Linked DNA regions of Homo sapiens: region 2 is linked to region 1. A link is a contact called in ENCODE Hi-C data. All regions are on one chromosome and are shown on one strand. The core of a region is the stretch at or near the end of the contact, and the rest is flanking DNA. Distances in the headings are between cores, read along the strand shown. Region 1 has its middle 4.7 kb from the start of LINCMD1. Region 2 has its middle 39 kb from the start of GSTA2.

What was found. Hi-C counts contacts between places; a loop is a spot of excess contacts on that map. Pooled maps may share reads with other maps.
Region 2: a loop to region 1 is called in a pooled map, with 2.4 times the contacts of the local background. The contact joins two enhancer-like sites. A Hi-C loop is called at or near these places in 2 of 50 pooled maps.

What each region holds. Positions count from the first base shown.
Region 1 is chr6:52,153,281-52,158,125 of GRCh38, reverse strand. No RefSeq gene overlaps it. Among named protein-coding and RNA genes, the nearest start is that of LINCMD1, 4.7 kb to the right of the region's middle. RefSeq lists an enhancer at 1,686-1,735. Within about 2 kb of position 1,990, at least 3 of the 41 ENCODE cell types and tissues checked have a DNase peak (open chromatin) inside an H3K27ac peak, as active enhancers do.
Region 2 is chr6:52,721,964-52,726,808 of GRCh38, reverse strand. No RefSeq gene overlaps it. Among named protein-coding and RNA genes, the nearest start is that of GSTA2, 39 kb to the left of the region's middle. RefSeq lists silencers at 2,154-2,203, 4,252-4,366. Within about 2 kb of position 2,193, at least 17 of the 41 ENCODE cell types and tissues checked have a DNase peak (open chromatin) inside an H3K27ac peak, as active enhancers do.

The DNA.
Region 1 (4,845 bases), core at 741-3,240:
TTTCAGACCATACTCTGACTCTCTGTTATTAAGAGCTCTAAAATCTTTGAGACTATCTAAATCTCAAGTACCTGATTGTAGCATTTGATTTTGCCAGCTCATCATCTTCAACATGGAGATAAAGACAGCCATCTGCTAGGTTTTTATCAGGATTAAATGAAATGGTGAATGAAATGAGAACCTTAAAGCTGAGAGGCAGATGCAGGGCAGCGTGTTGGGACTCACTCACTTCCTAAATGACTCACTTCTACACAACAGCCTCAGAGGGAGCACAGATTTCTGTTTTAGTTAAATTATAAATGACTACGTCATGGGCTTTTGGAGTCACTGATGAAGAGTCAAAACTGTAATACCAAGTGTCTACAGTCTGTGTTCTTTGGGGGAAGTAGGAGTGGCATAAATGATGACCAACACATGCTGGGTGAGTTCCGTGGAAATAGGGTGCTCTACACAGGCTCCAGCTCATGGTCATGTCAGCTCTCCCGGATGCTCTTGGCTTTTTCCTAGTCTGGTTTTATTTACCTCCCCCTACTCCCACCTAAAGCTGATGCAGAGGGAAGTTTGTTGGCTCAGTTCCTCCACTATTTTAGCAGTTTGAAGCTTGGCAGCTCTGGCTGGAAGGACTCAGCGACATTCTTGCAAATGATTGAGGGACTGGGCTAGGTGGGGTCCCTGGGACTGAGGGAACCAAGGCTCCCTCCTGAGGGTGATGCTCAGAGATTCGGCCCAGTCTGATGATATTGTGACTCGTTATGATGTACACAATGAAGGCAGGGCCTCCCAGGGAGACCCAATGAGATGGAGGCAGGGAGGGACAAAGAGAAGTGAGAGAGGAAAATAAGATAACAAAGAGACATACTTGAAACTAGTAACACACAGAGAATTTTTTTAGTGTTTACACTCTCCACTGGGTTTTTGTGTTCTAAATGTTTGCCTCTTGATAATTCTTCAAGCCAATTCCCCTTGGGACTGTTTTGGATTCCTTTTTCTTCATTGAAAAGCATTCTGTGGATTAAATAAAAAGATGCTACTTGCCAACATGCAACTAGTTTTTTGGAAAATATACGGTTCAGGAATGCAGTATTTGCTTTCGGTATTTTTAATAAAACCTTTCTTTTTCCACCATACTCTCCTCCATCCTTCTTTCTCCACTCTTTTTCACCCCCTCTCATACCCTCATGCCCCAGCACACTCAATCCTTGCACATGTATGTGTGGTGATGAATAAAACACAATGATGAGCTTCAGTAGAGAGTGCCGAGAAGTGCCATTTGCCACTTGGAAATGCCGGGAGCCAGAGGAATGTCTGTAATATAAGAAGCTTATTTTTAAAAGGACTCCTTTTCTCTTTCCTTCTCTGGATTTTCTTTCTTTACCCTACACGTGTGTGTGTGTGTGTGTGTGTGTGTGTGTGTTTGCAGGCAGGGTGAGTGCTGTCCACTGCCACAGGCAGGGAAGAGAGCTTTTCTCCATTGTAAATGAAAGTGCTTTATTTTTGTGGGTGCCCCTTGCTGCTGTGGGACATTCCAGTTTGGGTAAGTCAGGTAGAACAGTGGGTCACTCGGGCCAACACGTTTTACTGAGTGTCCTTGGTTAGGGAGGTTGAAGCCCAGGAAAAGCTGGTCAACAGGTGGTTGTTTTATTGGGGTGGCATTTTTCCAGTTCTCCAAGGTGCCCACAGTTGCTGGTTCTGGAAGAGGATGTGGAATGACGGGGGCTGGGGGAAGTGGGAAGAGGAGACAGAGGCCATGAGGGCTTTCACATATGCGAAACAGCTGAGCCAAGCAGGGTCAAGCAGTTACAAGGGCATTGTTGTGAGCTTAGGCCACTGGGTGGAATCTCTCTGACCAATGGTCCTTCACCACAAAGCCCACAAAGGCAGGAAATGTGCACATTACTTAGAGGATGCCACTGGTCACAATTTGATTGCCCTCTAAGGGCTGTCAAACACCACTGAAACCTGTTCCTCCAGGCACTTCCTGAGTACCTGCGGTTTTGTGTGTGATGACTGAAGGGATATTTTTAAAAGCCATTGTAATGTTGCTACTGGTCTATTTCAATGAGAACTGAAAAAGGAGGCATGGGTCTTTAGCTTTTTTTATAAAAAGCAAGCTCAGGTAATCTGCCCACACTACCTTCACTGCATGCCTCCTCTGCAACCAACCCCAGAGAGGCAGGTAAAAATTTGGGATTGGAGGAAGTCTGGGGATGGAGTGAGATCTGCGGTGCATTGAGGCTCAGAGAGAGGTAATGTGGCCATATATGTAACTTGATAATAAGGAAAAGTTGAAAAGTTAGTGGTTTGTTTTTAAAAAGACATGAAATGCGTGTAAATGTCCAAATCACTGGGGTCCAAACAGCTGTGTCAAAATGGCCACAATAAAATTTTAGATACTCGGGCTAATATGAGCAAAGAGAGGGAAATTTTAAATAGCAACATTAAAGATACATGAAGTTTTTTATTCTCTCACATAGACTTTTTTTCCCCCTCTTGGAGTTATGAGAAAACAGAAACGATTCTGTCTTTTGGACTAACTGGAAGACAAGCCTGTTGTGATGGTTAATGTGTCAACGTGACTGGCTACAGAGTGCACCGATGTTTGGTCAAGTGTTAATCTGGGTGTTTCTGAGAGGGATGAGATGAATGTTTAAATTGGTGGACTGAGTAATGCAGATTGCCCTCATAATGTGGGTGGGCCTCATCCAGTAAAATTAAGGCCCAAACAGGTAAAAAATGTTGATGCTCCCCTGAGTAAGAGAAAATTCGTCCTGCTTGACTAACGTTGGGCTGGAATTACATCATTGGATCTCCTGGGTCTTCAGCTTCCTGCAGATTTTGGGACTTGTCAGCTTCCGTAGTCACATGAGCCAATTCCCTGCAATAAATCTGTTTCTGTTTCTCTGTCTCTCCGTGTGTGTGTGTGTGTGTGTGTGTGTGTGTGTGTGTATGCACATATATGTGAATATGTACTTATATATTCATATATATTGGTTCTGTTTCTATCTATAAAATAATTTACATTTTTTGTGAAGAGACTATTAGGTTGGTGCAAAAGTAATTGTAACTGCAACAATGCAATTACTTTTGCACCAACCTAATACCTGGGTGTGGTCCGGTGAGTCAAGCTGTGGAATGTCAGGAAATTTGGCTGTGAGTACATCGGCTTCTGTATCTTGGAAGTGTGGTTTCATAAGTGTAATTCCTGTTTATAATACTTTTTTCTATTAAGAGAACAATAATTCCTGATATTTTGGTTGAAAACTCTAAGTACCTGAGACCCACTTATTGGCCTTCTATGAAGAAAGAACTGAAAATTATTTTGGGGTGGATGAAAATGCAGCTATTCTTAGTTTCCCCAGAGGAAAATTCAAGAGGAAATGGGTTTACACAGCAGTAGGGGGGGGTTTATGTGGGGCATAAAGGAGCGTGTTCAGGACAAGGTTCTGTCAAGAATGTGCATGGAGCATGTTTCCTTGGCATACAGGATGGTCAGAGCAGGGACCACACGGGGTCTTGGATGACATAGTGTCTAAGGTGACCCCACCGACCCTTCCCCCAGCTCTCCCTGTCTGTAGGGATTTAGGGGGACACTGAATGGTGATTTAGTGAATGGTGAGTTAGGGTAAAACTCAGCCTTGTTTTTGAAAGAGCCATTAGGTGAAGGAATGGCCAGATGTACAGCAAGGATGGTGAGATCTGATTCACAGCAGGCTGCCAAACTTCATCTGCCATAGTGACCTGTGTTCTCTCCTTACATATTTTTATTGTTTTAAATTTGGATAGCCCTGACAGTTGGAAATTGGGAGTGGGGCAGGGGATTACTATTTTACATTATAAGCTTTAAAAATTTAAACCTTGTACATGTATAGCTTTGGGAAAAATAAAAAGACATAAAAATAAAAAATCTCTGTGGCTTACTTTTTGTTACAAGTAATACATGCTAGCTGGGAAAAATTTAGAAAATTCAGAGAGGCCGTCCTCCAAAAATCCATTGTCTAGAAATATTTACTCTTGGACCTTTGGTCTAGATTCTTCCATATTTTTCTTAACATATACATACATGTATTTTTCTTAAAAACAGAAATGGATTGTGTTAGTTTCCCTTTGTGAGTTAACAATATGTCTCCAGAGTGTCAAAGGGTATATATTTGATGCTATATGAGTTAGGGCACTTTTGTTTGCAAATGATGTAATTTCAGTGTTAAGTGCCTTAGGTAAAAAGGAATACAGAATATAGGAACTGGGCCTTGGGAACAACCACGTCCAGGACTGAAATACCTCTGGGGCTCTGTATCTGTTCTCTCTTTGGTTTCTTTTTAAGTAATTGGTTCATTCTTATCTCTTACTAAGCACTACTGAGAAATACTGGGAATAATTTTGAAGCTTCACATCTTTCTATTTTAACTTTCCAAGGAAACACAGCTTTAATTTTTATAGACCAATAATCCAAACTCCCATGAAAGGGCTCACTAGGATGGCTTAAGTTAGAGAAAGGTGCATGGTTGTAAAGGTTCTTGGGGAAGCATGGTGAATGGAGGGAGGGAGAGGTAATTTTAAGAATAGCCAAGGGGGCTGGGTGCAGTGGCTCACGCCTGTAATCCCAGGACTTTGGGAGGGCAAGACGGGTGGATCATGAGGTCAAGAGATTGAGACAATCCTGGCCAACATAGTGAAACCCCGTCTCTACTAAAAATACAAAAATTAGCCAGGCGTGGTGGTGGGTGCTTGTAGTCCCAGCTACTTGGGAGGCTGAGGCAGGAGAATCACTTGAACCCAGGAGGCAGAGGTTGCAGTGAACTGAGATTGCACCACTGCGCTCCAGCCTGGCAATGGAGCAAGACTCCA
Region 2 (4,845 bases), core at 944-3,443, 570 kb before region 1:
CTCCACATGGTCCCTCCCATGACACATGCGGATTATGAGAACTACAAGTCAAGCTGAGAATTCGGTGGGGACACAGCCAAACCATATCACCTATTTACAAACTGGGGAAGGGTTAAACTACTACAACGGATGATGAAGCACTCTGGGGCTCTCCTTTCCCTGGCCTTCATTGAGACAAGAGCAGAAAGCAGTTCAGGGATCTAGGAAAACACTGAGAGTCACAGCTGCAGGAAAAGTCTGCACCAACAGGAGCTGATGGCTTTCATAGAGAGAGATCCACTGTCAACCTAAGTAGCCCTGAAGACACGGTCAGTTTATAAATGACTGGACATTATGACAATAATTTATTACTGATTTGCTATAAAGTGTTATCCATTTTATGCTATATATAGTTTAGCATAGCTAGAAAATAAAGGGAAATTTATTTTTAATTTTGGGTATATATACAGATTTATATATTATATTTACCATACCAGATGTTAAACATTCTGACTATCACTCCTGGGTAGTCTGTGACATAAAAGTATGAAGATTTTTGTTAAGAAGTAATTAACATTTGGTATTTAATACTTACACCATCCGCCATTTTAATAGTGAGTTTATATATATATGTGTGTGTGTGTGTGTATAACTGAAGTGGATATTAATTTCTCTGCACTGGGGGAATTGGGTCAATATTTGAGCCATTAGGTATACTGACTTGCCAGTTTTCTGGGATATTCTTGAAGAACAAATATGTTTTAGCAACATTCTGCCAATTAGAGCTGCTTAGATGAGGCAGCTGTGAGTCAGCACAAATTTAATCTGTGTTGACTTTGCTCTGCCTTGCCTCCTACCTTTCTCCAATCTTTACTCACCTTCCCTCTGCACACAGCAGCTGTTTCAATATATTTGTCCTTTGAAACTTTGAATACAGTTGCAACATTCTAAGTCAACAGGGCAGCTAAGTATACCTAGCAGAAAAATTAGACTTTAACCTCAGAAATTGACAAAATCTTCTCAAGGATTATGGTTCCAATAAATACTGTTTAAAGTATTTTATTCATAGTTCTATTCAATAAAAGTTTATAGAGCACCTACTTTGTTCCCTGAATTGTTTTAGGCACAGAGAATGCCAGGAAAGACTAAGTCCTGAATGACAGGAACCAGAAGATCCAGTGAGCGAGGGTCTTAGTCAGAGGGAACAATGAGACAGGGTGTTGGTCAGGAACAAGTTGGGTGTGTTTTAGGTACACTAGTGTTGTGGGAGCAAGGCGAGGAAGTATTGAAAGATGAGGCCAGCATGGGTGTATTAGTTATCAATTGTTATATACCAACTCACCCCGAAGTTTAGGGACTTAAAGCAATAAATATTTATTATCTCACACAATTTCTGAAGGTCAGGAATCTGGGAGCAGCTTAGCCGGGTGGTTCTGAATCAGCATTTCTCAGGACGCTGCAATCAAGTCACTAACAGGCTGTGTCAGCTGAGGGCTTGACTGGGATCTGTTTCCATGATGGCTCACTCACATGGCTGTTGGCAGAGGCCTCAGTTCCTCTCTGAAAGTTGGCAATACATCTCACTTCTTTGGCATGCCTGCTTCTGTGTAGGACTGCTTGAGTGTCCTCAGGACATGGCAGCTAACTTCCCCTGGAGTATGTAAGCAAGAGGGAAACTACAATGTCTTTTATGACCTAGTATTGGAAGTTACACCTCTGATGATAGAGAAGGGCTGAGGACATCGCCTCGGGGGAGATAGCAGTTGGAGAAGAGAAGGCTGGGTGGAGCCAGCGAAGGCGTCTGAAGAGGAGGGGTCAGTGAAGTAGAAGGAAGTCCAAGAAAGTGTGGCATCATGAGGCCAACAGTCCGGCAAGAGGATGGAAGAGTGGACATTGAATTTGGTACCACGGAGGCTACTGCTGACCCGAGGAGAGAAGATGGGGACACAAGCCTGACTGGAGTGGGTTGAGGAGAAAATGGGACGTGAGGTAGAGGAGACAGCAGCTACCGGCAGCCGTTTTGAGAAATTTTGCTCCGAAAAAGGGCATATGGTTGGGACAGTAGACTTTCTCAGTGATCTAAAAGAGGAAGGGAAGGTTGAGTAGGCTGAGCTCAGTTTCATTTGCAATTGTGGAAAGTCACCTAAGAGTGGCTGAGTCTGTGCACTGAACTCTTTACAGCCACCAGGGAGGTCCCTTGGCTCTGGGCAGTGCGCCATCTGGTGCTCAGTCATGGAGTCAGCGTTAGACTGACACAGTAGGTTGGGCAATCCCTTTGCTGGAACAGAGACTTTTTTTCTCATAAATTTTAAATCCAAGTTGGAGTAAATTGCCAAAAGAACAACTAAAAAATGCTGACTGAAAGGCAGAGGTGCAAAGTTCTCCTCACTTCCTTTTAACCCCTTCCAATTTATTCCATTTTGTCTTTCTTATTCCCTCATCCTCTTCACCTTAATCCATGAGTCTCTCTGTATTTCCTTTTCCACTGTCCATTTCTATGACGCAGAATCTAACGATGCAGCTACAAGCCAAGAAACACCAAAGATTGCTGGCAGCCACCAGAAACCAAGAGAGAGGCTGGGAACAGATTCTCCCTTAGAGCTTCCAGAAAGAACCAGCTTTGCTGACCTCTGGATTCTGGACTTCTAGCCTCTAGACATGTGCAAGAATAATTTCTGCTGTCTAAGCCACCTAGTTTGTGGTAATTTGTTAGAGTGGCCACAGGAAAAGAATTCAACTACTTTGCAATAAAAAAAGGAATGAATACATAAAAAAGCACAGATGAATTTTGAAATAATTGTGCTGTGTGAAAGACACCAAACAAACAAAATACCTGCTGTATGCTTCTAATTATATAAACTTCTAGAAAATGCAAACTAACTCATTGTGACAAAAAGCAGATGAGTGGTATGGGGCCAGGCAGAAGAAAGGGATTTCCAAAGGGCATGAGGATGTGAATAAGTTCAGTATCATGATTATGATGATAGTCTCATAGGTGTATATGTGTGTTAAAACTTATCCAATTGAGGCTGGGTGTGGTGGCTCACTCCTGTAATCCTAGCACTTTGGGAAGCCAAAGCAGACGGATCACTTGAGGCCAGGAGTTCAAGACCAGCCTGGCCAACATGGTAAAACCCCATTTCTACTAAAAATACAAAAATTAGCTGGGTGTGGTGGCACACTCCTGTAGTCCCAGCTACTTGGGAGGCTGAGGCATGAGAATCACTTGGACTCAGGAGGTGGAGGTTGTAGTGAGCTGAGGTCACACCACTGCATTCCAGCCTGGAGGCAACAGAGCGAGTCTCGTCTCAAAAACAAAAACAAAACTGAAAAACTTATCCAGTTGTACACTTAACTCTGTACACTTTGTTTTTTTTTTGAGACAGTGTCTCGCTCTTGTCGCCCAGACTGGAGTGCAGTGGCCTGATCTCAGCTCACTGCAACCTCCTTCTCCCAGGTTCAAGTGATTCTCCTGCCTCAGCCTCCCAAGTAGCTGGGATTACAGGCGCCCACCACCACGCCCAGCTAATTTTTTGTATTTTTAGTAGAGATGGGGTTTTGCCATGTTGGCCAGGCTGGTCTCAATATTTCATATATATATAATATATTGCATATAATACATTATATAAAATACACATATATTTTAAAGTATCAATTATATCCCCTAATACAGTAATAAAACCAATAGATGCAAATAAACAATCACAAATCTATTATGTACATAAGCAAGCTGTACAATCCTTCTGCTCTCCAGCTGGTCTCTTCAGCTGCCTCTGTCCTTTGGAAGGCTTCCTTCTGCTTAGAAACAGGCCCAGGCCTCCACTGTCCTAACCTTCTTAGCCATGCACCCACACTCCTCAGAAGAAACCAAGAAACACTCCACAACAAATTTTTAAAGTTCTTTATCCTTGGCTAGTTTTCCCTTTTGCTATTTCCTTCTTTCTTTTCACGTCCAAAACTTGAGTAGTCTGCATTCTAGCTCTACTTCCTCTCTCAAAGTCTTGAATTTTAAATTCTTTTTTTTTTTTCCTTTGAGATGGAGTCTCGCTCTGTCGCCCAGGCTGGAGTGCAGTGGCACAATCTCGGCTCACTGCAAGCTCCGCCTCCCAGGTTCTCGCCACTCTCCTGCCTCAGCCTCCCGGGTACCTGGGACTACAGGCGCCCGCTACCACGCCCGGCTAATTTTTTGTATTTTTAGTAGAGACGGGGTTTCACCGTGTTAGCCAGGATGGTCTCGATCTCCTGACCTCGTGATCCTCCAGCCTCAGCCTCCCAAAGTACTGGGATTGTAAGCATGAGCCACCACGCCCGGCCAAATTTTAATTTCTTAATCAATGAACTAATCATCTTAGTTCTATGAGTTTCAAGGTCTTTTCTCAGTCTATCTTTAACTTTTATACTGCAAATACCAGGCCAAGCTCCCTTTCCATCAGCAACTTTCTGCCGCAGTCTCCCACCCTTCACCAAGCACTAGTGCTCAGATTTTCCTGTGGCTCATTTTTTCTTAGTTTCATGATTTATATATCTTCTTTGCCAACATGTTGTCACATGGATCCCACCCAGTCCTGCTTCATGTCAAAAGGCCAGGATTTTCTTGAAATAAATAACAAGTTATTAAGGACAGCCCTCCTGCCTCCATAGCACAGTCCTGTGAAGAAAGCTATGAAAAGATTACCGAGGCTGACATTGGGTAGTGAACACAGTATTTAGCAGGGCAACTTGGATGTGCCTCCAGAATGGCATGACCACTATTCCACTCATTGCACTCCACTCCTTATCTTGAAATGTTCTCCCCACTGCTCTCTGCCAGTCTGTATCAACTTCTTCTCCATCATGACACCTTCACAAATACTGGACATTCCAACA